7 separate regions of the Mus musculus genome follow, and all the other regions are linked to region 7. The links are chromatin loops, found by intact Hi-C in ENCODE. Cell type or tissue: heart. All regions are shown on one strand. Region 1 holds the start of Gm26839 (predicted gene, 26839). Region 2 overlaps Foxn3 (forkhead box N3). Region 3 holds the start of 3300002A11Rik (RIKEN cDNA 3300002A11 gene). Region 4 overlaps Efcab11 (EF-hand calcium binding domain 11). Region 5 has its middle 66 kb from the start of 4930474N09Rik. Region 6 overlaps Foxn3 (forkhead box N3). Region 7 holds the start of Gm51999.

Region 1 (4,000 bases), 170 kb before region 7:
CTGGTCACCAGCTGGGTGGCTTTGGACCAGTCCTTTCCTGACCCTCCACTGTCTCCTTTGGAGGTGTGGTAAAGATCACTGGTGAAGTACTTTGAAGATGGGCGAAGACTACCACATTACAACACTAGGCGTGAAAAGAGTCACCTGTGACACTCAGTTTATAATGTTTTAAAAATCTTCTATCGCTGGAAGGGAGAGGCCACAGCACTTCTCAAAGGGACATTTCCTGCTCTCAAAATAGAAGTCAGAAGCCACGGTTTTAGTTTTCTTTTTGGTGTAAACCACAGCACAGGCGGTTGTTGCTATTAGCAGTCTGGCTGAACTGTGACCTTCTAACTTAGACTGTAGGAATCCCTGAAAGAATACTTTTCAGTTGCCAAGCCTTTCAAACAGGTTTCCCCAACTAAAGCACTGTTATCATGAATTAGGGGCTAATGGAATTGTCTTCTTAAAGGAGAACCTGCGAGATTCCAGTTAGGCCACAGTAGAGAGCCAGGAGGGTGGAAGATGGGGTGGAGGTGGGGTTGAGTATGGGTGGGATGGGGGAGGGGCTGGGAGCCATTGGTTTAGTGAACTCTTGCAAGGTAACACACTTGTTCAGAAAGAAACGTAGAATTTTTACAGTCCTTCTAATGGCGCACGAGCTGATTTGTGAATCAATCCAGGATCATAATTTACTTTTGGTTTATGGGATTTGGGAATTTTCGCATTTGTTTTAATTTGTAATTAAGTTTTCTCTACGAGGCACACCATATGCCACCATTAATTCTCTCTAGTTGATTTCTTAGGAGATACATGGGTGCATATTTTGATGTAATTTTAGAGGTCTTTTGAAAATCAGATGACTACGTGGTGAGCCATATGGGGCTTTGTTATTTAAAACACAAATTATAAAGCTAGAGAAAGCAAAATGGAAAAAAAAAAAACCAAAAAACTTCTAACGGGGACAAATTGGGGGGAAACTGGTTTCAAGCGCACAAATTGTCCACTTTTTTTCTCCCCGATATTCTGAAATCTCTGAGGATCCCGCGATGTCTCTTACCTTCTGTGAGCGCACTCTATACCACAGGTGCACGGAGCAACCCTCCCGGCCACGCTTGTGCTTTCCGCCGGGGCTGCAGATTCTAGCATCTGCCTTCTGGGAATTCGGCTGGAGCCAGCGCCTTTCTTTGCACACCCAGGCTTTGGCACTGAGCTCTGCTTTCTCCGCACCCACGGCGGCTCGGCTTTCCCGCTCGTGCTTTCCCAGGGCTCCCCCTCCCCGGCTGCCCCTCAGTACGTGCAGGCTGCAGAGCGGGCCGCGGCCCGGACGGCGAGCGCTAGGACCCAGCAGGACTCCGGGCCCGGGTGGGAGCCGAGCCGCCGACCCCGGGCAGGCGCCGGGCGCTGGAGCCGGGTGTTCCGGCCGCGGTCGGTGCAGCTCGGCTGGGAGACGGCGCGAGCCGGCGGCGGGGCCCCCCGCGAGTCCAGCGCCGCCGCAGCCCCCCAATGCGGCCGCGAGAAGCAGCTGGGGGGCAGGCGATCGAAGGTAAGGAAAATGCGGCTCTCTGGCTGCCTAGCGAGCCTCTGCCCGGGTTAGCATTGTCACCCCGAGCCTCGCTGCCCAGGCTGCCCATTTTGGGGGGCACCCTTGGCTTTTTATCTTAAGGTGTCCGCCCCCATCTGTGCTCCTAGTTTTGGATTGATTTATAGCATGCAGCCCAGAATGGGAAAGATCCAGGGATGGCGAGTTGGTTATTTTCATTAGTTTTTGTCTCAAAAGTAAGTTCATTTAAAAAAGAAAGAAAGAAAAGAAAGAAAAGTTTTTTTCTGGAATTTGTAGATAGCTGGGTTTACATTTTAATTTAAAAAATTAGCAGACAATGGATATTTATAAAAATTACCGAATAATTGATGTAATTCCGTTAATGACTTCGGAGGGAGGCGGCTCTGGAGGGTCCTCAGGCATGACTTGTATTTTCAAGGAACTAACGTGTTAAATGTGGAGTTTGGCTGGGGCAGAGTTACAGCATCGCTGTCGTAACTGTTTTGCTATCAATTATAAACAGAGTGTCTATGGGCAGTTTAAACCTCTTTTTCAAATACCGGAGCTTCATATCCCGGCGTGACATGGACAAACCAGAATGTCCATTGAAGGAAGCAGGAGTGTTTCTGTTTTTGGAGAAAAACGTTGCATTGAGGAGAAAAAAAAAAAAAAAAAAAAAAAAAAAAAAAAAAAAAAACCAGATTCCTAGCCCGGGAGACTATTTTTCATGCTTTGTTTATAGTCTGGGAATGACATTTGGGAAAGGGGAACGCGGTCTTTCTTGGGAGCTTTTAATCGTGGGGGTTATTAATTTATTTAATTTATTAGTTTCAATTGGTTGGGCTCCGGGAGCCTTCCGTCACCAGGTTATGCTAGCGTTGGGACACAGGATTGCGAAGGCGAAACTGCCAGCCCGGAAAGGACTGGACCGGGCTGGTGGAAGCTCCCCGTGGCGCTGTTGTAGGCTGGGTGCTACCGGCTCATTGAGGAAAATGGGGATGGCTCTCGGAGCTGAGGAAGACATCAGTATTTCCCTTTTGTTCCCTGTTTTTTCCATTGATCTCCAGCTCTGCCTTAGCCAGGGGGAGCAGCTCTGAGGGTGCAGAGAGCCCTGAAGACTGCACGAATGTCTGGAGCCCGCTCTAACTCTCACACTGATTGGTCAGTCTGATGGGGACTTAGGAAAACAGTCACCCGAAACCGTCTTTTAAAACCTCGTCTTAATTTCAGATCTGCCGGCTTGTACATGGGTTCCTGCCTGGTTTCTCTTTTGATCTGGGTGCATCTGGCTCGCTCTGGGTGTCTTTATCTTTAATTTTGTGTTGTTGTTTCTATCCAGATAAAGTAGGCCATTTTGGTGACAAATTTCTCTGCAGATGTCAGCTTCTAGCTCGCACTGATAGATGTGGGGCTTCACAGTGATTTCTCTCCATAAGTTGTAGGATGCAAAGTTGCTCAACTTGGAATTAATTTTTCCTAATTTTTTTTTCATCTGAGCATTTAAATAGCTACACCAACAGATGGAAGCTTAACTGTATCATTACTTTGATAATTTAAGTGCCTTGTGAATTAGTATGTTTCTCGCGCTAAATCTAAGTCTTTAGACAGTGGAAGGGAAAACAGACAATGAAAGGCAAGCAATCCCGATCAGCTTGCAGACTATTGCAAGAAATTGTGGCGTCTGCTTTGAGCAGAATACAATTCACATCCAAGAAGGGGCGGGGGTGGGGGGGTCTTTTACCACAGAAGGCAGAATTAGAGATAGGGGATGAAGCGGGATCTCTATAAGACAGCCTGCAGCCTCTCTGGACATCTTCATTTGAGCCTTAAAGTGCCTCATTAAAGAAGCTGGGTCCCAGAAGTTGTTAACCGTATAAACACTTTTCTGATTGGTTTAAATATTTAGACACAGGAAGTAGATGGTATCTAGTAACCCAGGAATGGAGACATGGTTGTCATAGAAACTGAGAAGTGTAACCCCACCCCACCCCCACCACACATGCATTCACTACCATGACCACCACTTAGGGGGGAAAAAAAAAGCCCTGCATGTCATCACAGATGCTTGGAGAACTTGCTGGCTTCTGTTAGCTTTCCCACAACATCTGTTGAAACCTGAGACCATGCCTGTCAAACCAAGGTCATTTTACAACAACAACCAAAAAACAGAGCCCTCTGGATTTCATAACTGTATTTTTATTGAAAATAGTTCAGGGAAGAGCCTGAAAGCCAGTGTGAGCGTTCATGCTTACTTAGCATTTTGGATCCTCTGAGTTAAGCAAGAGGAAGGCTGCAAAGAGTACATTTGAGCCATTAATTGTAGAACTATGTGTCTGCTTCTAGAGGTGTGTCTCTCCTGTTAGAACAAAAGTCCTTTTTTACAGACTTAGAGACCAGAATGCAGCCAGCGGAGGCAGGGTCATTTGGCAAAGGCGTTATGAAGTGTTTCCGGGCTTGCAAGCCGGTTCCAGGTGG
Region 2 (4,000 bases), 120 kb after region 7:
TTAAGCCCCAGTTGTGCATGCGTGCTGTGTGCATGTTTAGAGATGTTATCACTTTTTATGGTGCGTGGGAGAACAGTTTTGGTTTCATCCTTCATGATCAGCTCCTTCACTTTTCAAATTTAGAAAGACAAGTGTGACTGCTCCCCTGTACTGTAGGGTACAGTGTCTGAGGTTGGGGGGCAATTGCACATACGTTGCTCTTTCCACAGGTGTGTTCTGAAGAGATGGAGCCCAGAAGAGAGCTTGCAGGCTTCCAGACACCTTGCCTTGTAGTGTGGGTGTTAGTGGAGAGCAGGACCTCAACCCAAAGCTAGCCGTCGATTTCAGAGTACTTAACGAAGGTTCACCTGGAAGGGAAGCCCAGCGGGGACTTAGGAATGTTCTAGTCTAGTGTCTTCCAGGAGCATCAGATTATCCACAGTTTGATAAGTAGGAAGTTCTGTTTTTAAAAGATTGCTCTGAAGGAGAGTTCATATTCTTTTCAGCAATGTGCTTCAGTTGAAAATTTCTAAAAGTCGTTTCTTGTGCTATATGAGATTCTTCTTAGGGTTTAGATACAGTCTTCTTTACTTTTGTATCCTGAAAAAGAGAACATTCATTCCCTACATCTTCATGCATCATGCTGGCAATGCCCCCTGGAATCTCCATCGTGGGCACTCAGGGCTCATCCCCTAGCAATGGATGGGTCTGGTGGTAACAGTGGCTGATGGAGGCCACCCCGACCTGCCTTCCCTCCAGGGACTGAAGGCCATTACATGATAGGTGGCCACCAAGCTGCTTCTTTCTCAAAAATAAACTTGTTTTTTTACCGGGATCAAACCTTTGCCGTCAAAGCCACTTGAGTCTGTTTGTTCCTACTGAGCTAAGTTGCTACTCAAGCAGAAATAATCTGCTCTTCGGAAGGTCCGATGTATAAATGAACAGCTCGAGGAGAGGAAATACGCAGCTTTATCTGGGGTCTGACTCTTTGAAGGGTAGACTCACGGGTCCCCACCTGCCCAGGCTCCTGTTGGCAGGATATCAAACCATGGTCTCGTGGCCAGATCTTCACTGAATAATGAATGAGTGAGCATCAAGCAGGTCAGAAATAGAAATCAATAAAGCTAAACTCTACCAAGAAGAGAGCTGTGCACGAGACTGATGAAGTACGATGAGGCTGGTGGGAGCCAGAGACACGAACACAGATTGCTTCCATTCTCCCAGATGAAGGAATGTAAAAAGAGAAACCTGTGGCTTAGGAAAGAGTCCCAAGGACCAGGGCTAGAGTGGCTGCCTCTCATGGTGGGAATGAGGAAGAATGTTCAAACAGCCAGATGTTCTGCTTCTTAATGGCTGGTGCAGCCGTCGCTTGCTGTTCACTGCTCCTGAGGGCCAGGCGCCAAACATCTTCATCAATCATATGTTTGCAGCTGTGTGACCAAAATAGATCTACAAGCAGCCTGTTTGTCCTGGCCTTGTGGAAAGCGACAAGACCGTGAGGTCATCAGAGAAGCCTGTGATTCTAAGAAGCCTGTGATTCCGGCCCTTGCTTTTCCCCGTTCCTCCATCTGCCCATCAGGTCCACCTGCCTGTTTAGGTCTAACTCACCCCTTTGATCTCTGATGACACAATCTCACTGGCCAATTGATTTTCGTTTGTGGGAGATTGAAGGGCATTATGTGAGAGCCCCTTTTATGCCAATTGTTCCATGAGAAACGCTCTATTTCCCCATTGAAAATGACAGCGGGTGCCCGTAAAGAGGCAGTGCAGTGTGCAGGAAGGACCGGCTGCCTCCCAGCTCATGGAAGGCCACTGGAGAAAGTAGTTTCATTAAGTACTGCTCGCGTGCGTGCCTTGTGGGTGGTCACACCCATCTCACCATGCCCTCTAGACCGTTGGGACTCGGAAGAACTGGTTTCTTCCTTAGGTGTCTTGGGACGTTTTTTCTTTTAATGAACCACTTGAGACTGCTCTAAAGGGTAGAGTAATTACTGCATAGTGTCAAGTCTGTCTTTGCTCTCCCCAAAGCCCCTACTCTCGACAATAAGGAGATGGTGAGTATGCCTGCCGTATGCCTTGAAAATCAAAGATGGCTGACTTCTGAGCTAAAGGGACTCCTCCAGATTTTAACGATTCACTTAGAATCCTGTTTGTAATCTTCCACCGAGAACTCTGTCCAGAAAGTGTCCAGAAAGAAGGACTATACGTTTAGCCTGAACCCTAATCTTTAGCAGACCATCAGATGTATGCAGTTGATTGGACCTACCATGGGCCATACCAGGAAGGGAGTGTTGGGTGGGACCCTTTCTTAAGACCATCCTGGAGAGGGGACATGGTTGGCAAGATGACTTATTTGGTAAAATGTTGCAAGCGTGAAGTCCCGAGTTTGGATACTCAGTATCCCACATTTTAAAGAAGCCAGGAACAGCAGTGTCTGCCTATGATCTGAACACTAGGGGGAGGAGACACAGGAGGATCCTGGGAGCTCATTGGTCAGCCAGTGCAGTTTCGTCAATAAGCTCCAGGTTCAGGGAGAGATCCTGCCTCCACCAAAAAACAAAAAAAAACATCAGAGAGTAATTGAGGCAAGTTCCTAAGATTGACCTCAGGCCTGCACACACACAGACTGTCATCCCATACGTGTGTAGGCACACACGAAAAGACTCCAGCCCGCCTCTGTCTGAGGGAATAGGCTTTTGTCAGAAGTCCTTTTCTACTTAAATTTTCACCATCCTTGGGATCTATTACTCTGTTCAACGTGGAGTGAATGGATGAACAGGACTCGTTGTTAAAGGCAGCCCGGGCCAGCTGGGAACACAAGGCCTTGGTTTTCCTGTGTCCAGCTTACATCTGCATAGACAGAAACTCAGCCACCAGGAGAAACACCACATGTGTGAGACTGAACACAAAATGTCGTGGCGTGGATTCCTCTGTGGCTATTGAGGAAAGGGTGTCGACGTGAGAACTTCTTGAGAGAAGCTCAAGGATGTGGAGTGTGGAGTCACATAGTCATCTGGATGCCAGCGGGGTGAGTGTCGCAGAGCAGTCTCTGGCCTTCGGGAACTTGGCCTCTAAGAATCTGAGCTGGAGTTGGAAATCCACATAGGGGGCGGGGCGGGGGACAAAGCTTTTCCATCAGTCCCGAGTGTCAATAAAGCACTTCCCTCTCCTGCCATCTCAGCTAAGTGCCTCTTAAGTGCTCATTAGTGGGAACTGGTCTGCAGAGGGCTGTGTTCGGATTGTGGGCACCAGGGTGTGATCAGCAAAGGTGGCTTTGGGGACTCTGGCTCTAAAAAGGTGAGAGGGAACCCGATGGACTATGTACTCAGATGCTGGCGTTTGATATTCTTTAGGTTGGGCTTTGGCTTGGGGGTTTGTTTGGTTGTTTGGTTGGTTGTTTATTGAAACAGTTTTACATAGCCCAGTTTGGCCTCACACTGTCCTTGAACTCCTGATCCCCCTACTCCTACCCTGCCACCTCTACCTGCCCCCAATGCCGGGATTACAGAAGTGGGCCATCCAGTACCGGAAGCAGAAGTAACCAGGGATCCTGAGGGCTTCGGGGAGAGCACAAGTCGGTGGTTTCCAGGGGAGATGGGCCCACCCTGCACACTGGAACACAGGAGAGTTTTGTTGATTGGACGTATTGATTTTGAATTCAGGAAATTTCAGATACTGGATTGCTGGCTTCTTTCAACAACCGGGAGGCACGTGGCAGCATGGCCCTGCCTTGTTCCGGAGCAGCTGCAGCCAGACATGAGTGGCCACTGCAGTGTCACCCGGGTGCCCAGCTCTTCTCAGCCTGCCTGTCCATGTCCCCTCATCCCCACTTCACCCAGACATCTGGATTAGAATGCTCAGTGGGGAGTGTGCTTGCTGAATTCTGAGTCCTGCCAGGTTTGTGTGACCAAGCAGTGCTGTAGAAAGAGGGATAGGATGAATAATGGGACAGAGCTGGTGACGCTAACCATCCAGCTTAACTGTGAAATTATATGACACTGTGTGCACGTGAGCTCTCACA
Region 3 (4,000 bases), 53 kb after region 7:
TACACCATGCATCATACTCCACAGGAAGAGATAGAGGGTGTAGAACCTGCTTTACTTGGAAAGTCTGGTCAAACCCTGCAAACTATGCCAGACTTAAAAACATGTACAGGAAAGGAAATAAATGACTTTGAGATCTTTGACTGCCCAGATCATTAAACCCTACAGATATATCTTCAGCATAGATGCTCTGGGACCAGGGACCAGGTGACCGGCATGGTTCTGGGTATGGCCTTTGACCATGAATGACTTTGTAGGACTGCCCTGACCCCAGAACACTGGGAATGGTTCATTCTAGGTGTCCTGCTGCTGTTACACAGGCTTGAGAACTATTTACGAGTGCTGTGAACACACAAGGCTTGTAAGAACACTACTTGGTGACGTGATAACTGAAATGCAGACTAGGAAAATTCTTCAAAGATTTTTTTTTTTTGGAATGGCTTAGATTTAGTGGTCCTTCCATGTGATCTCCTTGTAATTTGCTGCCTCTCTGTGTTAGTTTAAAGGTTTTCATGTTTGCTTTTCTCAATGTTGGAAGACACCACCAGGCTTTGTAGAGGAGAGTGAGGGAAATTACAAAGGAAGCATGGGTGGGGTGGGACTAGGTCATTTAGCTTCTTTTCGTTCCAAATCCGTAAATATTTACTGTTGACCTTCTCAAATGGTTTGGGTACACTGACCCAGTTGAAAGCAGGGCAGGCGAGAGCAGCTGTTCCCCACCCCCACCCACTGTTAAAGCTGATCTCAGACCAATTGCCTCCAGCCAGCCCAAAAGTGGCCTTCAGGGAAAGCTGCCCCCTTCCCCCCAGGGAACAGTTTTAGCCAATTTACACTTTTAAAGTGTGACCTCTTCTAAAGATTCCTAGAGACAAGAGCAGATTGCTGTGAACTGAAGGACACCCCCCCCCCATAAAAATAAAAAATACTTTGAATTCTGGCTTAGGTTTGCTATTGTTGCCAGGTCTTTTGTTTCTGAGGGGAAGGTAATTATAAATTCCATTCCAAGCATAAATGTTCTTTTGTGAGCAAGGGGGACGGGATACCAAAAACAATGAGTGGATTACGTTTCCATTTTTGTAAGATCGTGCCAAGATAATGTGGTTTAAAACAGCTGGGGTTTTTAGAGCAGAGATGGAGCTTCGAAAGGTCTTCTCAGCGCCCATGAACGTCAGCCAAGTTAGAGACTTCTGGACGAGTCTGAATATTCCTCCAGATTCATACTGAGAAATAAGGGATTTTGGGTTGGGGGTAGTTCAGATTTGACAGTCATGTTATTGCATCAACATAATCTGGTAGCTACATGTTCATCTGACCTCATCTACTCGGGGCAAAGAGGAGCAGAGAGCATTTAATGGTGTCCTGTTGTCAGCCTGAGAAATCATTAGCAAATGAACAGGAAACTTTGGAGAATAACTACAATATAGCCCTGTATTTGCCTACCACAAAATTCTCTGTACTGTATTAATATGTTTTCATTTTAATTTTTCTTTGCAGAGTATTGGGAAAGGGTCATTGTGGTGCATCGACCCAGAGTATAGACAAAATCTAATTCAGGCTCTGAAAAAGACACCTTACCACCCACCTCCTACTCCTCAGGCTTATCAAAGGTAAGTGACTCGCACTATCGGGGGTTTTTGTTTTCTTAAAGTCTCCTGGAATTTTGTTATTTTAGCAGAGACAGTCTCTAAAACTAATTTAGTAGGCCGTATGAATGTTTTAAAAATAACTACAGACTAATGGGAAAAAGAATTAAGTCTGATGAGGAGGCACATCCATTGGCTATGCATTTCCTGGGAAGCTTACCGCTTCTGTAGCTCCGACTGAGCGGGTGTGGCTCCGGAAGGGCTCCTGGTAGGTAAATAGCGTCTTCCTGGGTAGAATCGGTTACAGAGGAAAGTGGACAGCTTTTCTATCTCTGCGGGTCACGCTTTGTTGGAATAAGAGCGGTGAGGCACACAGGTGATTCCACCTTCCCATGGCCTGCCTCTAGAGATGTGGAAAGAAGGCAGGCTCGGTTGTTGTCATCCGGTTTCCATGTCGACAGGCTCCTGAGTGATGGGTTTGTTGTGGTTACTAAGTGTTTGTCTTGAGAACCATGGCCACTTTCCCTCCTCACGTGTCTGGCTGTCATGAGACTGAGGTCATGAGTGCATTTTTACAAATATACAATGGGAGGGGTGTTAGGTAGATTGTCACAGTTTAAAAAGCATGTCAGTGCTAAGTTAGAAGAAAGGGCCTTACAGAACAAAGAGCCGGATTTCAACCTGTGGATGGAGTCTTAGCTCTTCACGGTGCTTGTCATCAGGCCCACTAAGAAAGTTTGAAAATTACTTTATTTAAGTGTACAGCTGTTTCACTTTCATTTATGTCTGTGTAGCATTTGAATGCTTGGTGACTGTGGAGGCCAGAAGAGGGCATTGCATCCCCTGGAACTGGAATTACAGGCGATTTGAGCCACTGTGTCAGTGCTAGGAATTGAACCTGGATCCTCTGGAGGAGCAGCCGGTGCTCTTAGATCACTAAACCATCTTTCCAGTCCCCTACCAAGAAGTTCTAGAAGGCATGTAGCAGCATTTCCTTTGTTAACTGGTTAAGAGAAACTGCCAGTGGAGTAGACATTTATGTTAATTGGGAATGGCCCGGTGTCAGAAGGCTGGGGAATTTTACAGTCCACTTGCAGATTTTTCTGTTCTGATGTTTATTCTGCAGGAGGGCACACAGAGTGAGCCTTCCAACGTGGCATTAATGAAGTTCTTGTGCGTTCCATCACAGACCCTAGACAATCAGTCTCCGGCAAGAGACGGGAGAAGCAGCTGGGCTCTATGAGAAGACTGCTGTATGTCTGCCTTTGCTAGGCGATTAGCGTGATGGTAGCCATAGTAACTGGAGTGTCTCCATAGTAACGCGTAGCTGAGACAGGTGCACTTGCATCACAAGGCTGTTTGTTGCCTGGCAAAAGGACAGGCCATTAGTACTTAGACATAAGCTGTTGCCTTAGAAACAAATAACCCTACATAGCAACTACAGTTGGTTCGCAAGGGTATTTTTGGGGGGCTGGGGGAAGGAAGGTTGTAGCTGCTTTTGTCTGTGTTCATAAAAATCAGTGGAAGCATACTTTATTTGAAATGACAACTCGAGGTCATATAGCTGTAGGAGGAAGAGATGGGATTTTCCAGAGCAGCCTAGCCTACATTGTAGGAATGTCCAGAAGGGGAGAGCCATATGCCTGCCTCTCTTCTTGTGATGGTAGCCATTCCTGAAATAGAAGCTGGGATTGGGGTTAGAGAGTTGCTTTTTTATGGGGTTGGTGGGGAGCCTGGCACTAATTATTGCAATACTGTCGATATTCAGTTTCCAAGCCCACCCCACTAGTTTCTCTAGTTTCTCCCTTAGAAGTATGTCACACCCGTTTGCTTCTAGCAAGTTAAAAATGTAAGTGTTATTCACTGGGTCGTGTCATTGGTTCATTTAGGCCAGTGCCTTGTTGCCAAATGTGACCCCCAGGGAAACACTGCAATTATTTAATAATTTGAAGGATTATAATAGAACTCTGGGGGTAGCAAGTAGAATACACACAGGCCAGAGGTATTGTGAGCTGGCTGTAACCTAATGACTTCTCTAGAGTCTTAGCACGGGCATGAAAATGCAGATGAACTAGGGCTTTTACAGTAAATGATTTCCAGATGACCACTTCAGATCCAGTTCTGTCCCTTGCAGTTAACCAGCTCCTTCCATATCAAGGTGCTTAGATGTCAAGTCCATCAGATCACTAGTGAGGCGATTCCAGCCCACATCTTCATGATTTGAATCCAGAGAGCACGGTGCTCTCTCCATGCCTTGGAAAGGGTTTGCTTGAGAAGCCAGCCTATGGTGTGAGAGCTCACACCGAAACTGGTGAAGAATTTCTCTGTACCAGGCCACTTGGTGATGTAATTCCAGGAGGCCGGAAGTGGAACAGCCAGCCATAAACAGATACCAAAATGCTGAGTTAACCTGATCTGGC
Region 4 (4,000 bases), 450 kb before region 7:
TTAAATTTTTTAATTATTTTTTAAAATTGTATGTATATGGTTATTTTGCCTACATACATGTCCATTCGGCACATGCATGGCTGGTACCTGTGGAGCCATAGAGAAGGTTAGCACAATGCTTTTCTTAAATATCTTACTTAAGATCCTTATGGCCCACTCACACCTTCAGATAGAAGCCCTGTCTTGGAGAGGACACACCAGCACTCATTGAGGAAGAGGGAAGGCAGAGGAAGCAGCTCGAACAGGCTCCCTCCTTGAATGTATCCCGTCTCGCTGGAGAAGGCAGCTAGTGAGCATGTAAGTGAATGAAGAAATGATATGAGCAAGAAGACAAAGAGGAAGTTTACTTGTTCAGAGTTTATGTGCCAAAGTCATCTGTTAAGTTGGAGAGAGCAGCTTTGGTTTTATATTTCCCTATTACTAATTGTCTTATTCATTTATTTCCTTTGATTGTGTGTTAGGGGATGTCATGTGTATGTTTGTGTGGGCCCATTAATGTGTGTGTGTTTGTGTGTGATGTATGGGTGCATGAATGTGAATGTGTAATGTGTGGGTACATGATGTGTGTGTGTGTGTGTGTGTGTGTGTTTGTGATGTGTGGGTACATGATGTGTGTGTGTGATGTGTGGGTGCATGAATGTGAGTGTGTGATGTGTGGGTGCATGAATGTGAGTGTGTGATGTGTGAGTGCATGAATGTGAGTGTGTGATGTGTGAGTGCATGAATGTGTGTGATATATGGGTGCATGATGTGTGTGTGTGTTGTATGTAAAGTGCATGGACGTGAGTATGTGATGTGTGGGTGCATGATTGTGTGTGTGTTGTGTGTGAGGTGCATGAATGTGTGTGTGATGTGTGGGTGCATGATTGTGTGTGTGTTGTGTGTAAGGTGCATGAACGTGAGTATGTAATGTGTGGGTGCATGATTATGTGTGTGTGTTGTGTGAGGAGCATGAATGTGCATGTGATGTGTGGGGTGCATGAATGTAAGTGACATGTGGGTATGTGAATGTGTGTGTGTGTGTGTGTGTGTGTGAGATGTATGAGGTGCATGAATGTGAGTGTGTAGGTATATACACAGAAGAGGGTATCAGATATCTTGCTTTATTGATCTCTACCCTATTCTCATTAGAAAGGTTCTCTCCCTGACCAGAAGGTCTCTGTTTTGGCTAGTCTGTCCATCTGGCAGCTGCCGGGATCCACTTTTCCGCACCTCCATTTGCTGTGTTTATAGGCAGGTGCAGCCATGCCCAGCTTTTTTACGTTGGTGTTGGGTATTCAAACTCAGATCCTATGCTTGCCCAAGCAAGTGCTCTTACCCACTGAGCCATTGTGCCAGCTCCCATTTGTCTTCTTTATCGGGCTTGCAATTGTGATTTTTATGTAGAGGCTGACTATACATTGCAGCCTCTTCTGCCTGCCTGTCTGTCTGCCTGTACATAGTCTAGTAGAGAGGTCTTCAGAGACTAGATTTTTCATACTGCTGCTGTTATTCATTCTTCAGGGTATGTTTGTCATGACCACAAGTGACTAGATGTACTTTCCATGGCAGCAAGTTCCCACAAATCTCTTAATTTACTTGTTTGGGGAGGGCAGTTTCATAGGTTTATTTGCAGTCATATCTTCACCCTCAGGGCTCTCCCAAACCCTCCGTGTTTAGAGCACATTGCCAGGCATGTGCCCTTAACTAGGAAGGCAAGGTCAATAATAACATGTGAAATCAAGAATCTTTTACACATTCAAAAAATATTTAAATGTAAATTATATCCTCAGTCATTTTACTTCCACCCAAACTGATGTCTGCTATGGACACCAACGACTTGAATGGTATGCAGTCCATTGAATTTGCCCTTTTTCAAGTTTCTAGTTTTTATTGCAGTTCTCAGTCTTTGCTTTAGAGTCTGTGTTTATAGTAGAATAAATCAAATTAGCTCCAGTAGGTAGACTTAAGCTAACCAGAATCTGCCTCCTTATCTGAAGGAACCAGTGTGAGTGAACATTAATTTGGCGGACAAAAGAGGCATTTTTAATTTTATTTGATGAATGAAATAAATTACTTTATTATAAATTAAATGTGAAATAAACATTTATGATCTGTTCTCAAGGAATAAAACAAATTGAGTGCCTAGCATATGTGTAGTAGATCTCTTTGTCCAGTTGGTGGTGCTAAGAACTCTGATTTAATACATTTGTATGCGCGCGCGCGCGCGCGCGCGCGCGCACACACACACACACACACACACACCACACACACACACACACACACACACGCCTGACTGAATGGAGAAGTTAAACCTGAAGCCTTTCTTAATAAATGTTATTTTTACTGGGTTTTGAATTTTTAGCATAAAGTGTGTGCCCAAATCATGTACTTTCTAGGGTTAAGAAATGGATCAAATCTCTCAGATGGCAAGCAGAATGCATTTATAGTAAATTCCCGTATCGAGATGATTGGCCCACGTTAATGCCCATCTATTGGAAATTGCAGGGTTGTGTGACATCTAACTCCATCCTGCAATAGCCTTTTGAGCCAGCTCATCTGGAGGAGACGGGTGCGGCTGGTAATGGATGCTGGAGAAGTGGAGTGGTGGTCCTGGTCATGTTTATGTGCCAGAGTTAGATTTACAGATGCTGATGGCCTATGGCTATTAGGAGTTTGCTTTTCTATGGATGTATTGCTGCGACAGCCGGCACATTGCTTTGCTGGGGTGAGGTTTGTTTCTTTAACCCCCGAAGCCCTTGCTTACAGCTCTGATGAGGCCGCATAGAGCGCTAGCACGTCGCACAGGCAGATCCTGCACAGTTCATAACCGCCTGCCAGCTCCTCAGCTTCTTTACAGCCTGCCTTCCCCAGTGGCGGCACAAACATTCCCTGAGGTCAGGAACATAAGGCCAGGTGCACCTTTGCTTTTGTCCACCTTAATGCTTCCGTGGCTGTGTGCACAGACTTAGTTCCTTTGGTACCGGTAGCAAAAACCCTGAAGACTTAGCAAGGGACAGGAGACCTTCCTCATTTCTAGGGACCCCTTATGCTCTACACCCCCAAAGTGATTTTTTAAGGTCAAAAAGTTCCATAAAACTGTTAGATTTACCCAAAAGATACTACCGTTGTTTTATCTTGGTTCCAGACATTTTCCTGTCACCCACAGGGATGGCTTCTGTATGTCTATATGAAGCTGTTTAAGGGTGGAAAAGGAAGTGCCCATTTGCTACAAGGGACAAAAAGGTGGTACCAAGAGTTTGTTTAGGTACTGAGTTATTCTACAAAATTTTATCAGGCCGTGCTGGGTCTTGGGCTTACAAAGATGTACTCTAGGAGAGCCTGAACACATCAGAGTCTGTGGGTTTAAAGAAGCCGGATGCTGGGTGAGGATGTAGCTCGGTGGTAGATTGCTTGCTGGCATGTGTCAGGCCTTGAGGTCAACCTCAGTGACCACTCCCCAGAAAAAAATCTTACAGAAGCTGCAAGATCCTCCCACCATGTCGAAATTAATAAATGGTCCTGTTGCCTAGATTTAAATGTATTATAAATTTATAAACGTAGGTTATAGGAGTATCTGTCATTTAGTTGAACTGAGAGTTTTAGTACATTTTCTGTGTTTTGGCTCAGAAGGTTTCTGTCCAATGATAACCGTGAAACACCTGATGGTGAAGCGTTTGCTAATAGAGAAGTTAAAAACACCAGAGCCAAGTGTACCCTCTTTAAGAACTAGCACAGCTAACGGCTTTGCCATGATCAGGTCTTTGAGATTTGGCCTTTACAGTGCCTTGGACTTGAATAATGGAGATGCTCAGGAATCATCTACAACATCCCTTTGCACAGCTCAGAAAATGGAGCCTGAACTAACGCTTGTGTCTACCCAAGGTCACGTAGGTCGGATCCTAACTGGGATCAACTGACTTCCAATTCCACGATACTGTGTTATTTTCCTCCCTGACTTTGACACAGTGAGCCATTTTCCATGTAAATAAAAACAACTGTACCTTGTTCCGCCTCAGTA
Region 5 (4,000 bases), 300 kb after region 7:
GTAGCCACAAGACCTTCCGGCCAGGCGACCATCTTCACTGTGGATTTTGGAGGTGCCAGTTTTGATTTTCCACAATACGTTCTTTTACCTAAAAATCATTACATCTGATCTAATACAGTACCAAGCATAGAGACCCTAAGATGTCTATATTTAACATTGCATTCAGTTATGTATCTCGACCTGTGGATTTGGGGGTTACCCTTAACCTTCTTGTTACTAAGATTTCATTCCCCCAACTCTCATTTCCAACCTGGTCTGTGATTTACATTTGTATATGTTTTCTCTAATGATAATTCTGGAGGGTCACTCACAGTCAAAAATCAAACTTTATCTGGAGGGAAACACAAGGCTGGTTGGGATCAGCTGAGATAGAAAAGAGGCCACCCTCCTCCCCCAACTTCTGCAGGGCCCCTCATCCAAGACATTCTCTTTGCTGCCAATTGCCTTCTCCAAGCGAGAAAGAATAAACTAATTTTATACCTATTCAGTCCAATAACGCTCATTGTCCTACCTCCACCTCCAGTGATAAGAGGCAGGAACAGTTCATTTTCCATTGCTAAGCAACCGCAAAAACAGTGCGCCCCGCCTGTGCCCGACCGCCCCGGCTGATAGGGATCGCTGTCTAAAGTTCGTGTTTGCATTCTGAAGTCAACAGTAATTGTAGTTCCCTATTAGTCTTCATTAGGATAGTTTATGGCTGGCCTAACTCCAGTCTCCACTCAGTAGCTTGAATGTACTGTCTTCCTAGGGGAAGAAATATTTGGCAGAAAAAAAAAAAAAAACCTTGTGCGGATTTCCTCCGCTCATTTCCCTTCGGTAGGCCAGGAAAGTACGGTCCACACCCGTAGTTCCCTAGCCTGGGACAACAAGGCCACTGTTGAAGGCATTGGAGGAAACGGGTGGGAAGAAGGCCGTGTACTCCTGGGCTGGCTTCCGTCTACTCTACGGAAAAAGTAGGTCAGTGGTGCACAGGTCCGTTTGGTAAAAGAGCTCTTGCATTTGGGGGCCAAACGCACAGCCCTTCTTTCCAGAGCAAAGGTATGTAGGGCCTTTTTCCATAGACCCGAGTCTCCTGGCTGGCTGACTCAGGACTGGGTGAAACACTGGCCTTACTGTAGAGGTTCAGTCTCAGCCAGCTTGAAAGAGCCGCTCTGGGCCACCAGCTTCCATGTGTTGACTCACCTCGAGGCTGCCAGCCTGCCAGCCTAGTTGCCAGCTTAGTCCGGGAGCAACCCAGGCCCTCACATAACTTGCCCTTTTAGCCCCAGCTCAGAGTTCCAAGGCTGATGGGGGGTGTGGGGTGTGGACAAATATAGAAAACCGCTTCGAGCAATTAGTGAGGATATTACCCTCCTTCTTAGACCCCATCCTCAAACATCCGTTTACTCTCAGCACTTTTCAGAGACAGTGTGGCTCCTGACATCCCTCCTCTACCCCATTCCTTAGAATCGCTGAGGATTTGTTAGGGCCATTCTGGAAAACAAGCCTGCTTGCGCCCCCTAGTGTACACGCGAATCAAAGCATTATAAATTGAGTACCGAGAGCTTGTCTCCTCCAACAGACTGGGGCAGCCCCAGTCTTGAGGCCTAGGGCAGGGACTAGAAACCATCCCTAAATCTTGTCCTCCACCCCACTCTCACCCAGGCCTGCTCTTCTTGAGTCCTTCCTTAAAGTTACTTCCGCATGAAATCTAAATCAAGTCGTTGAAACACCTCACGCTTACGGAAGGCAAGGAGAATCTTTGCCTAGTGGCGGACAGTGCAGAAGCCCAGTGGCTGTGAACTGACACCGGAGTTCAAGTCCCTTTGTTTTGCTACAGTTTTTAAGTTGTGCCATCGGCTCTCTTGGGTACCAGACACCCTGGGATGATGACTCCTTAACAGAAAAAAAAAAATCCTGGAAGGAGAAACTGAATTGAACAGCATGTTTCTTGGATCCTGATCATCTTGAACTTCTGTCTCTCCCTGTCTTCTTCTGTCACCAGAAGGAGACGGGAGAGAGCCCAAGAAAACACAGAGAATCTGTTGCCAGAATCTAAGGCAGGAACACTGAGGCCTGAGGAGGTTACCAGGAGCCATGCAGACACTAAGAAAACCAGAAAACCACCTTCTGGGGTAAAGAGGAAGGTTGCCTACCAGAAAGCTTAGTCCTCAACCAAAGACTTACTTAGACACTCTTCCTAGGTTGGCTCACTTGATGGAAGTCGAGGTGGGCTGGCAAATGCATTTCGTGTCCTGCGCATGAAGTCTGAAGTGTAGAGAGTGTTCCTGAAGGATCAGTTTGAGAAGTATCGTGATTGATTAATAATGTCTGCTGTGAGCATAGAACATATGAATGCTGGTATACATAGAGACTAGGTAAGGAAGTAAGAGCGAGCGTGCTTTGTATACATAGTATGCCATAGTATCCACCAGGGGTGTTATTAGTGGGATTAAATTGATTCCTAAATTGTCTGGAGTCTAGAGAACTAATTGCCACCATTCCCGTCCTTACTCTAAAGTGCCCCATCACTGCCCGATCAGAAGGCTGATGTGGGAGAAAAACAAATGGCGGTGAGAATATTGTTTGAGTTTCCCCACTCCTAGGATACAGAGTTACGACTCCACAGAGGTATTAACCGAATGTGTCTGCATGCCCAGAGAGCTAGCAAGTGCTCTGAGCATGTGGAGAAAGGGTGGGACTGTCCAAAAAGCTTCCAAGTTTGCGCCCTTGTGAGTTACTCAATCCAGAAGATCTCACCGGAGAACAAGGTCATTGCCTGCACATCATAAACACAAGACAAGGAAGAGGAAGAGGTGGCTCCAGGGTAGAGTGCTCACCAACCCCCGACCCTGTAGACTTTCATACAGCCAAAGGTCCTAGGGTAGGTATTGAAGGGCTGGCTCGTCTCTAAGACTGTGTACCATATCCGGAGGACACCCACAGGTGGCCACAAAGTACTTGGATCTCAGTGTGTTGCCCTACAAGATGCACCCAGAACCTTTGTCCTTTTCTTCTCTGTCATTGCTTCCATTTAAGTCTTAGCCAGGGTCACCTCTTCCTGGAGGTAGAGGCGTATAGCACTGGCCCCTGCAGTAGTCAGGGGCTGAGACAGGGTCTCACTATGTGTAGCCAGGCTGCCTTGGAATTCATTATGTAAGGCAGGCAAACTTCAAACCCATGGCAGTGTTCCTGCCCAAGTGCTGGAATTCTGAGCATGAGCCCCCACAATTTGCTGTCCTAGCCTCTTGACAGTGCCCCCATCGGCTTTATCCCTCCAGGCTACCTGTGCTCTGGAGTCCCCTCTCCAAGCATCAGTCAATGGCATGACCTTTTTGAACACAGGACCCTAGCATCACATGCTCCTCTCTCTATAGACTCCCCCCTCTTCTCCCAAATCCTCACAGAGCACCCTTGGTTTCTCTCCCCACTCCCATTCCCCTTGTCTTGTATAGCTGCAATAGCTCTTCAGAGAAAATACTTCTGCTCCAGGCCCTTCTTTCCTGAATTTCTCTTTCCCTTTCTGTTTGGCTGACATCCTCTCTCTGCTTGGATGGTAGCATCTTTAGGGAACTCACAGAGCACCTTAGGCTGTCCTTAAGGCACCTATCACCATCGGAACCAAGTATCTGTAAAATGATTTGCACATCAGCTATTCTCTGCTAGCCTGGAAGGCTCAAGAGAGGCCCGGAACGTTATTTGTCACCGTGTCTTAAGGACCATCTAAAGCTCTCGCACACTTCCTAGCACAGAACGGATACTTGATAAATTAATAATTTGGGGTGGGTTTGAGGGAGGGATGAGTGGAAGAAACTTTCAGAAATTAAAGTTTGCTTTCACCATTTGCCCACCCTACTGAAAAAGCTAGAGTTGGTGGATGTGGTCCAGCAAGAGAGAGGAGAGAGAAGGCCAGACTGATTGAAGCAGAGGGGCAGAGGGGTGCCATGGGACCACAGCTTTATTTCCTAGGGATCTCAGGTTTGCATTTCCAAGACAACCAGAAATGTGTGCCCAGAATTCT
Region 6 (4,000 bases), 180 kb after region 7:
TTCTCTTTCTGCAATATCCACAGTCCTATTTACGTCCAAGTGCCGCACTGAGTTTTAAAAGCGCTCATGTGTTAAAGGTGTGGATTCTTTTTCCATTCTTTCTAGGGTGGGGTTCCACGTCATCCTGGCTGGCCCCCAAACTTGCTGTGTAGCCAGGGATGACCTTGAACTACTTCTCCTCCTGCCGCCATTTCTCTGGCAAGCACCACCTTACCTTATGTGCATATGTGCGCTAGGGATGGAAACCAGGACTCTGACGGAGCTCTATTACCCAGCTCTGTAGGATCATTTTAGTGGGCTTTTTAAAAAGAAAGCTTTTACCAACATTCTGTGAAAGTGTAGCCACACCCTTCTCGAGGGCCCAGGCCAAGAAGGCTCTCCAGGGTCCTGGCAGGCACCACTGGGATGCCCATGAAGGTCACCAGAGGACACACTCAGAGACAGGAACAGCAGTGGGGACTGAGAACAAGAAGAGCGTGGACACTGGCTTCATATCTGCCTTCCCATCTGGAGGTCAAGTGTAAGCACAGTCAGTGGCAGGCTGCAGAGCCCCTAAAGATTGGAACCGTGCCATAGTTAGGGATCATGTCAAATCCATCATCTCCTAGTGGACACAACCAGAGGGAAGTATATCCACAGGTCTTTTTAGCCCATTCCAACTATAGCTTTATTTTCCTCTACATTGCCCGGTTGGGGTTGGGAGTGGTTTTGCAAGACTGGGTTTCCCTATGTAGCTGTCCTGGAGCTTGCTCTATAGCCCAGGCTGGCCTCAAACTCAGAGGTCAGCCTTCCTCGGCCTCCCAAGTGCTGGGATTGAAGATGCGTACCACTACTGCCTGGCAACGTTGCTGGTCTATTGCCTTGAGATTGGAGGCAGTGCCTCGATCCCTAAAGGGAGAAATCATACAGAGCCAGAATGATGACGATGCTGTCTCCCACCCTGCTACTGTTGCCCCAGGCCTAGGTATGAATCCTCAGTAAATGTATAAAGGCAACAGCCAGCCTCCATGATGGAGAACTGGCAGCGTGCATAGTGAAGCTCGTGGTTGTGTGTCCCTCTCTCTGTGGGTTCACACAGACCTTTTCCCATGGTCAGGAGCTGGCCAGCCTGGCTTCTGAGAACCCCATATGTTTTCTGCTGCTCTCTTCCCTGGGGCTGGGTGCTGTGACCAGGCTCTGTTTATAGAGCCTCCTCGCGCCTTGCTATTTATAGCTTCCTGCTTCACCCCTGAGCTGCCCCTCTGAGTGGCAAGCTACCCACCTCCTCTCCTGGCACTGTTCAGTCCTGGCAATTAACAGGCTAGCTTGGTTGCTAGAAAGGGCTCCCCCCACCCCGCTTTGTCATTGTGCTTTGTAGCCACTGCACTTCAGGTCACCAAGTGGCAGCCCCTTAGATTTCTTCCCTGTTTGGCATCCGAAAGTCTAAGCCAGGGCCAGCACACTGTCTCTAATGCTCAGTGAGTTTTAGAAAAGAGTCTGCCTGAGACGCTAGTGAGAACCCAGGAGCCCTGTGCCCCCTGCAGGGGTCGGACTGCAGTCCCGAGGGTCACCCCCTCTTGTTTCAGTTGTCTACTGCAATTTGCAGAGAGGCACAGTTAATTAAAGCCTTGGCTTCTAACAGTTCGTGCCCCTGGTGTCACTCAGTGTGTGGGATACATTCTGCAAGAAGGGCCATCGCGCGCAAAATGCCACTTCCAGAACAGCCAAGAGCATGGCTGTCTACTCATCTTACCTTCTGAAATCAAAATCTATCCACCTACTCCAGTCTCTCCCTAAAACGTGGTGGTGTAGACGGATCTCAGCTGCTCGCATCTCCTGAATCACCTGCCTAGTAGCTCCCTTGACAATCCTTATGAATCATCTTTAACCCCTGTGGAGAAACTAGGTCACCATAAGCCATCTCCAAAGGCTTATATAATCCTTGGTTGGAATTTTCCCAGAGACGGAACTCTCAATAATAAACAAAACAGCAGAATGGACCAAGAGGGGTGGGGAATGCTGTCTGGAACCGGGGTATATGTCCTTTATATAGGGCTCCACAGAAGAAAGACCACAGGAAACAGGTTGTGCCCTGCCTGCCCTGCCTGCCGTGACAGCCCTTCCCCAGCCTGCTTCCAAGCAAGCAGGTGGAAAGGGTGCCTTCAGGGGAGGAATGATGGCAGGAATGGCCTGCTGCTCTACTTATGGCCTCTCATAGTGTTAGCCAGGGCTGCCCTCCAATGGCAGAGCTGCAAGCTCCCTGCTGAGGTTAATTTTAGACCTTGCAAAGACTAAGGGAGATGCATATCAAAGAGCGAGGCAGGTGAAGTGCTGATGGCCAGCACAGTGTGCAGGAATGTTTGTTTTATGCCTCGGACCTTTCAGAACAGAAATGAGCTTTAGACCCTGGAAAGTGGCTCCGTCAGTAGTACTTGTGTGAGCACCTGAGTCCCAGACGTGGGGTTTGGGGTTAGGGAATACATGCCTGTAATTCTGGTGCTAGGGGGGCAGGGACAAGCAATCCCTAGCTCAATGGCCATCGAGTATGCACTGATCCATGCTGCTTCTCCCTGGCCAGGTGTGAGTGTCACAGTCTAGCTGATTTGAGAAGGCCTTGGAGACATTTAAGAAAACCAGTAAGTGCTGGGGAGTCTGGTGCTGAAGCCTGTGCAGTGGCTCCAGCAACCGTTCTCTTCTCCCGGGTTGCTGGGAGAAAAGATGGGAATGCTGTCGACCAGAAAGGGATGCTTAGACCTCTTCTACTGAGCACACAGAGTTAGAAGTTGCCTTCAAATGTGTATTTTCTTTAGTATTTGACTGAGCTGCCTCCTAACTCCATCTCAGAACGTGAGGTGATGGGTTGTGTTGGTCTTTGAATGTATTGATTTTTTTTTTTCAGGAGGTGCATAGTGAGAGAAGGGGTCTTAGTCAGGGTTTCCATTGCTGTAATGAAACACCACAAACAAAAAGCAAGTTGGGAAGAAGGGGTTTATTTGTCCAGGTCATAGTCCATCATTGGAGGAAGTCAGGTAGAAACTCAAGCTGGGCTAGAACCTGGAGGCAGGAGCTGATGCAGGGGCCATAGAGGGGTGCTGCTTACTGGCTTGCTTCATGTGGCTTGCTCAGCCTGCTTTCTTATAGAGCTCCAGGACCAACAGCCCAAGGATGGCGCCACCTACCATGGGCTTGGGCCTCCCCCATTGATCATTAATTAAGACAATGCCTTACAGCTGGATCTCATGGAGGCATTTCCTCAACTGAGGCTCCTTCCTCTCTGATGACTCTAGCTTGTGTCAAGTTGACACACAAAACCAGCCAGTACAGAAGGGAAAGAAAGATGCTAATTTTAGGCTAAGGGCAGGCGACTGGGCTCATATTCCTGCCTAGTGTTCAGTGGAAAAGGAGACGGCTCTCAATGCCTTTTTCCACAGAGCCATTGTGAACTGGCTGTGCCAGTTTCCAGAGACCTCATTCCTGACACTTGCGGGTGGGGACAGAAAGGAGAAGAGATGGAGGCACACTTAAGTGTCACAGCTGGCTCTTGGCAGCCAGTGAGCGGGCACATGCATGCTCACCATCTCAGTCTGGAGTGTGCTGCCAGTGAGGAAAACCAAGAAATGGCAGGGACTGGAGGCCAGACTCAGCAGCTCCCCTGAGAAGGAGGGCTGGGTTCAGAGGGTGAGCCACCTTACGTAAACGTTCCCAGGCAGTTTCAAATCTCAGGCACACATCTGCTACTGCTGCCAGGTTGCTTTGAAATGAATACAGCACATTAATTGGGAAGATGTGTATGTAGGGTTAGGGCTAGCTACCAAAGGCATAGTAGACTGGAAAGAATTGAATTTCCCCCATTAAACCGTGTGCCTTAGAGATAATTCACTGGAGTTTCTGGAGAGGTGATGTGGGCTGCTTGAAGGATAATGGGAGCAGAGTTGACATTAAAGCACACATCACCAGCCCCTAGGCTAAGCAGTTTTCATAGCCTTCCTTATGTAATCCTCAGAACAACCCTACAAGGTGT
Region 7 (4,000 bases):
AGTTCTGGGTCTGAGATAGGATTCTGCTGTCAAATAGCTATTTAAAACAATAGTTTAAATTATTTGGCCTGCTTGAGATTTCTTGGCACCCAAGATATTAGGGTATATTTGGAAAACACAGCAGGAACTTGAGCATGAGGCCATTCCTACAGGAATTTGGCCCCTGGATGCTAATGTCAAGGCTGCCTGTCCCAGAGCCAGGGATCTGTTGAATCACTGTTGGAGGAGGGCACACCAAGCTCACTCTGGCTTACAGCAAAGGTCTGCTGGGGTCCATTTTAGATCACCAGGCAGGCAGACCTGTGGACCTTGCACCTTCCTTATCAGCCTTCCTTTCTCTCTTTGGGACAACACCTGCCTGACATCTCTTAGCATATCTCGAACGGAAAAGGGAAAAATAAGAAATCAAGTCATACTCAATAAATCTGTTTGCTGCCCCTTTTCCGTCTCCTGCCTGAGGTAGAGGTTGTCAGCACAATCAGCCCCCGGGTGGGGGGCTCCTTTGATGTGTACAGCTAGGACCCCCACCTAAGGGTATTGGGACTTAGGGTTGGCTTTCCAGATGTTTCTCATAGGCTTCTCCAGACAAGCTACTCATTCAGCTTGCGAATGCCCTCAGAGGGAAAGGAAAGATAAGACCAGCCCATTAAAGGCAGCTTCCCCACTCACTGTGCTCCTTCCTCTCTCGATGGCTTCTTAGAGCCTAAACTTGTCCTGTGTGTTCAGTTTTTGTTTATTTGGCATGGCCAGCTCACACCCTAGGAGGCGAGTTTTTGTTGTTGTTGTTTCCGAGACAGGGTTTCTCTGCATAGTCCTGGCTGTCCTGGAACTCACTCTGTAGACCAGGAAGGGAGTTTTAAGAATGACATACATAGTTCAGGCCTAATCAACCTGCTTTGAGAACCTAGGAAGAAGGACTGGGGAGGAAATAATGTGCTGGGCCTACTTTAAGTAGAGAGATGCCTAGGAAGTGTGAGAGGGGTTGGGCGGGCTGGCAGCTCAAGGCGGAGCAGGGAGAGTACATTCTCTAAAGTCAGTTTTGACCTTTGGTGAGGATTAAAGATTGTCAAGTGACACGCTGTTGTAGGAGGGGGACCTGCCCTAGCTGAGCCACAGGTGGCTGATCTTCTCTTGTCCTGGTTTGGGTTACCAGTAGTGGGCCTTAGAATCACTGGTGTGCGACTCCAGAGATGATCTAATGTGCCTGCCACCGGGTACCTTCCGCGCTTAGTCACAAGATGTGCTCAATAACATAGGTGTCGCTGGATGACCTCAGGCTACCTTGGGCTTCTTCAGGTCTTCTGGCTGCTTGGCAAGGAGTGAAGTCTCTGTGAGTCTGAATTGCTGAAGATTGCCTGCCACCTACCTAATCTTGAAGTTTTGTTAAGTGGGGGATTGAGTCTCAGATTGGTTTGGAGTTTTCTTTCTTTCTTTCTTTCTTTCTTTTTTTTTTTTTTTTTTTTTTTCTTTTTGAAACAAACTTCTCAGAAGCACGTGGTATTTCTCTCACTGTTCTCTCTCTCCCTGTCTGGCTATGATAAAAGTTCCTGTCCAGCTGGGTTTTTCAGCCCAGTTCACAGATAGCTGTCCACTTTTCTGGTGGGCGTGGGAGGATGGCTTTGGGCTTCTCTTTGTAGGACCTGCTCGCCTAGCTACCTGGGAGTGGTGCACAATCCTATTTTTATTTATGTCACCAGCAGGGTGTCCTATTGGACTCTGCTTTCATCCTCACCAAAGGCAGCCGGCTGGTGAGCCTTGAGCAGTGGGTGGCCATTCTCTGGAGGTGTCTGGAGACTGGGTGAAGTGGCTGCGCCATTGGGGGGCGCGGGGTGGGAGGCTGCAGATTATCGTTTTAGTTGATGAAGCTCAAAATGGTAAAGGACGGAGATTTGTTTTCCTTCCAGATGGGGGCCCTTAGCCCAGCCTACTGGGGAGAACCCACTGACGTTGCGTTTGGGGTTCACCTCTCCCTTGGTGGTTGCGGCCATCCTCCTGCCCTCCGAAGCCAAGGCAACCTAGGCTGGGGATCAGTTTTTTCGTCCCCGGCAAGAGGTACATGGTGGAGGAGGACTGGACCCGCCTCGGGAGTGCTGCAGTAGTAGTTGGAGAGAAGTGGAGTCTTCTCTCTTCACCCTCAGAAGCCTCGCTCGCGTCGTAATTCTTTTTATTTTTACTTTCGAGCCTTGTAAGGCAGGCGGCCGGGGTAAAAGCGCTGCGGCGACACGTTGCCAGCTGCGCAGCACCGCCCGTGTGGCCTGAAGCAGGGGAGAGGGCCGGCCACGCGCCACCTGCCCGGCTCCCCTGGGTCCCTGGGTGCCGCACGGGAGCCCGGGAACCCAGCCTGGCCAAAGGGCCTCCCTGCGGACCCGCGCCGCAGCTCGGGGTCGCCCAGCCCACGTTTTCCGTCTCTCCGGCTCTCTCCGCCCCTCCCTCCCCGCGCTTCCCCTCCTCCTGCCTGGTCATGTGTCGCCTTTTTTTGTTTGCAGTGGAAACAATTTCTCGCCGCTCGGCGCGCCCCGGCCCCGACGCGCCGCAGCGGAGGCGAGCGGGAGGCGGGACGGGGCGTGGAGAGCGGCGGGGCCGGCGGGAGGACGCGGCGCCCGCGGACGCTCGCTCGGGGCCCATGCCGCGCCGCTTCCCGCACCCCTGTCGCCCGCATCCGCGGCCGCCCCCCGCCGCCCGCCCAGGGCTCGAGCGTCCACTGCGGGACCCCGAGCGATGCCCGCTGGGCGCCAGCGAAACTTTGTCGGCTGCGCTGAAGGCAGCGGCGGCCCGGCGCCGCGCTCGGCCAGGTGAGTCGGTGCCCGCGCCCGCCCGCACCACCCAGGCTGGGGTCCGCATTCCAGAGCCGTCGCAGCGGCACGGGGACGGGGCTCGCAATGCGGGGCGCGGGCCAAGCTGGACCCGGGGTGGGGGGACCCCAGTCCTGAGCCGGGAAGTTGCCCGCCCAGGAGTTTCCTGCCCCGACGTGCTGGCTGCTTCTCGTGCCTCGGTTTCCCCTCCGACTCGGAGAGCGACAGAGTTGGTATTGTCTGCGGAACAGGCATCCTCAGCAATTCGAGTCTGGCAGAGGGTGCCGATCAACTCCAGACCCCAGGACCGCGAACGGGCGCCTAACAAAGATCCCCTCCCTAGCCGAGCACGCTCAGCACGGGCCGCGAGCATCCCGAGACTCTCGGGGCCTCTTCCGCACCCTGACTCTTTGCAAGCCTTTCTGGGCCTCGCGTGAGCTGGGAGGGACGGTGGGCGCGTATTGATTTGTTTTAGTCTCGCCACGCTGCGGCCAATAAAAGGTTTATGACATCTGACCAGCAGTGAAGGTATGTGTGCTCCCAATTGCCCTGTGTACGGGGAGAAGAGCAGTTTTCCCGTTGCCTGGCAACGCCGCCGATTGACGCAGGGCCCAGCCAATCGCTGCCCTCGTTGGTCCCCTTGAAATGTTTTTGACAAGTACAGTAAAAGGGAGTGGAGCGCGTGCGTGCGTGCGCGCGCAAGGAGGGGGAGGTTCCCGGTCCCCCAAACTCGCGACTGCCCAGCTTTGGTTGAGAAAGATTTCTCAACTTTTTAAAAAGTTCACCACCAACATCTGTTCAGACCTGGGCCGTAATGGCGTTGTCAGGTATTTGGAGAATTTCTGCTATTAGCCAAAAAAGTAAGCGTTTTTACTCCATTTTCTTCGTTGGAAGAAAGAAAGGAAGATAAAACACAGGAAGTCATAAAAAGAATGAAAACAAAAGGAGGGTGTGTGAGACGTAACCAATAACTTAAGGCGGTCACTGTTGGGTCACTGTTCGAAGCAACATTATTAGCAGCAGATTAAAAAATGTTTGCTTGACCACAGACGCACACTACCCCTCCGCCTCTCTAAAATAAGAAGGGAAAGGCGATTTGGAAAATTTTGTAGTTAAGATATAATGGAAAACTCAGCTGTGGTTTCTGGGAATTGTTTGTTTTGTGGTAATATAGGACAGGGGTAGTAAGGAGTCGTCACATGCTGTTG

The links. Peaks named below come from ENCODE experiments on the same cell type or tissue, not always from the same donor. Only the 100,000 strongest peaks of a DNase experiment are listed, where the experiment ranks them.
Region 1: a loop joins it to region 7, with 6 times the contacts of the local background. A loop is called at or near these places in 20 of 42 quality-filtered maps.
Region 2: a loop joins it to region 7, with 1.9 times the contacts of the local background. A loop is called at or near these places in 3 of 42 quality-filtered maps.
Region 3: it touches region 7 in a loop (3-fold over the local background); 7 of 42 quality-filtered maps call a loop at or near these places.
Region 4: a loop joins it to region 7, with 2.7 times the contacts of the local background. A loop is called at or near these places in 9 of 42 quality-filtered maps.
Region 5: a loop joins it to region 7, with 8 times the contacts of the local background. A loop is called at or near these places in 20 of 42 quality-filtered maps.
Region 6: a loop joins it to region 7, with 3 times the contacts of the local background. A loop is called at or near these places in 6 of 42 quality-filtered maps.

What each region holds. Positions count from the first base shown.
Region 1 is chr12:99,560,999-99,564,998 of GRCm38, reverse strand. Gm26839 (predicted gene, 26839) reads right to left here and starts at 1,158. Exons shown (of 4, transcript NR_136760.1): 1 at 1,043-1,158. It also overlaps a transcript of Foxn3 not described here. In heart, a CTCF peak has its summit at 2,474; DNase peaks (open chromatin) are centred at 1,328, 2,538 and 3,558; H3K4me3 peaks cover 3,724 bases; H3K27ac peaks cover 3,685 bases.
Region 2 is chr12:99,266,970-99,270,969 of GRCm38, reverse strand. The region is part of intron 4 of Foxn3 (forkhead box N3); the gene reads left to right. Among named protein-coding and RNA genes, the nearest start is that of Gm46371, 62 kb to the left of the region's middle. In heart, a CTCF peak has its summit at 2,425 (motif pointing right); DNase peaks (open chromatin) are centred at 1,409 and 2,919; H3K27ac peaks cover 863 bases.
Region 3 is chr12:99,339,026-99,343,025 of GRCm38, reverse strand. Foxn3 (forkhead box N3) reads left to right here. Exons shown (of 6, transcript NM_183186.2): 3 at 1,492-1,604. It overlaps 3300002A11Rik (RIKEN cDNA 3300002A11 gene), which reads right to left and starts at 1,995. Exons shown (of 3, transcript NR_166805.1): 1 at 1,801-1,995. RefSeq lists an enhancer at 1,755-4,000. In heart, a CTCF peak has its summit at 2,399 (motif pointing right); a DNase peak (open chromatin) is centred at 1,935; H3K27ac peaks cover 591 bases.
Region 4 is chr12:99,837,086-99,841,085 of GRCm38, reverse strand. The region is part of intron 5 of Efcab11 (EF-hand calcium binding domain 11); the gene reads left to right. Among named protein-coding and RNA genes, the nearest start is that of Efcab11, 44 kb to the left of the region's middle. In heart, a CTCF peak has its summit at 2,140 (motif pointing right); no DNase peak of the experiment used is centred here.
Region 5 is chr12:99,094,590-99,098,589 of GRCm38, reverse strand. No RefSeq gene overlaps it. Among named protein-coding and RNA genes, the nearest start is that of 4930474N09Rik, 66 kb to the left of the region's middle. In heart, a CTCF peak has its summit at 1,501 (motif pointing left); DNase peaks (open chromatin) are centred at 879, 1,209 and 1,489; H3K27ac peaks cover 549 bases.
Region 6 is chr12:99,213,856-99,217,855 of GRCm38, reverse strand. The region is part of intron 4 of Foxn3 (forkhead box N3); the gene reads left to right. Among named protein-coding and RNA genes, the nearest start is that of 4930474N09Rik, 53 kb to the right of the region's middle. In heart, a CTCF peak has its summit at 2,219; DNase peaks (open chromatin) are centred at 1,205 and 3,555; H3K4me3 peaks cover 702 bases; H3K27ac peaks cover 3,387 bases.
Region 7 is chr12:99,391,544-99,395,543 of GRCm38, reverse strand. The region is part of intron 1 of Foxn3 (forkhead box N3); the gene reads left to right. It overlaps Gm51999, which reads right to left and starts at 3,378. Exons shown (of 1, transcript XM_030247043.1): 1 at 1,900-3,378. The coding sequence starts at 3,165. The coding sequence ends at 1,915. In heart, a CTCF peak has its summit at 1,696; DNase peaks (open chromatin) are centred at 1,813, 2,503, 2,813, 3,393 and 1 weaker place; H3K4me3 peaks cover 2,482 bases; H3K27ac peaks cover 3,546 bases.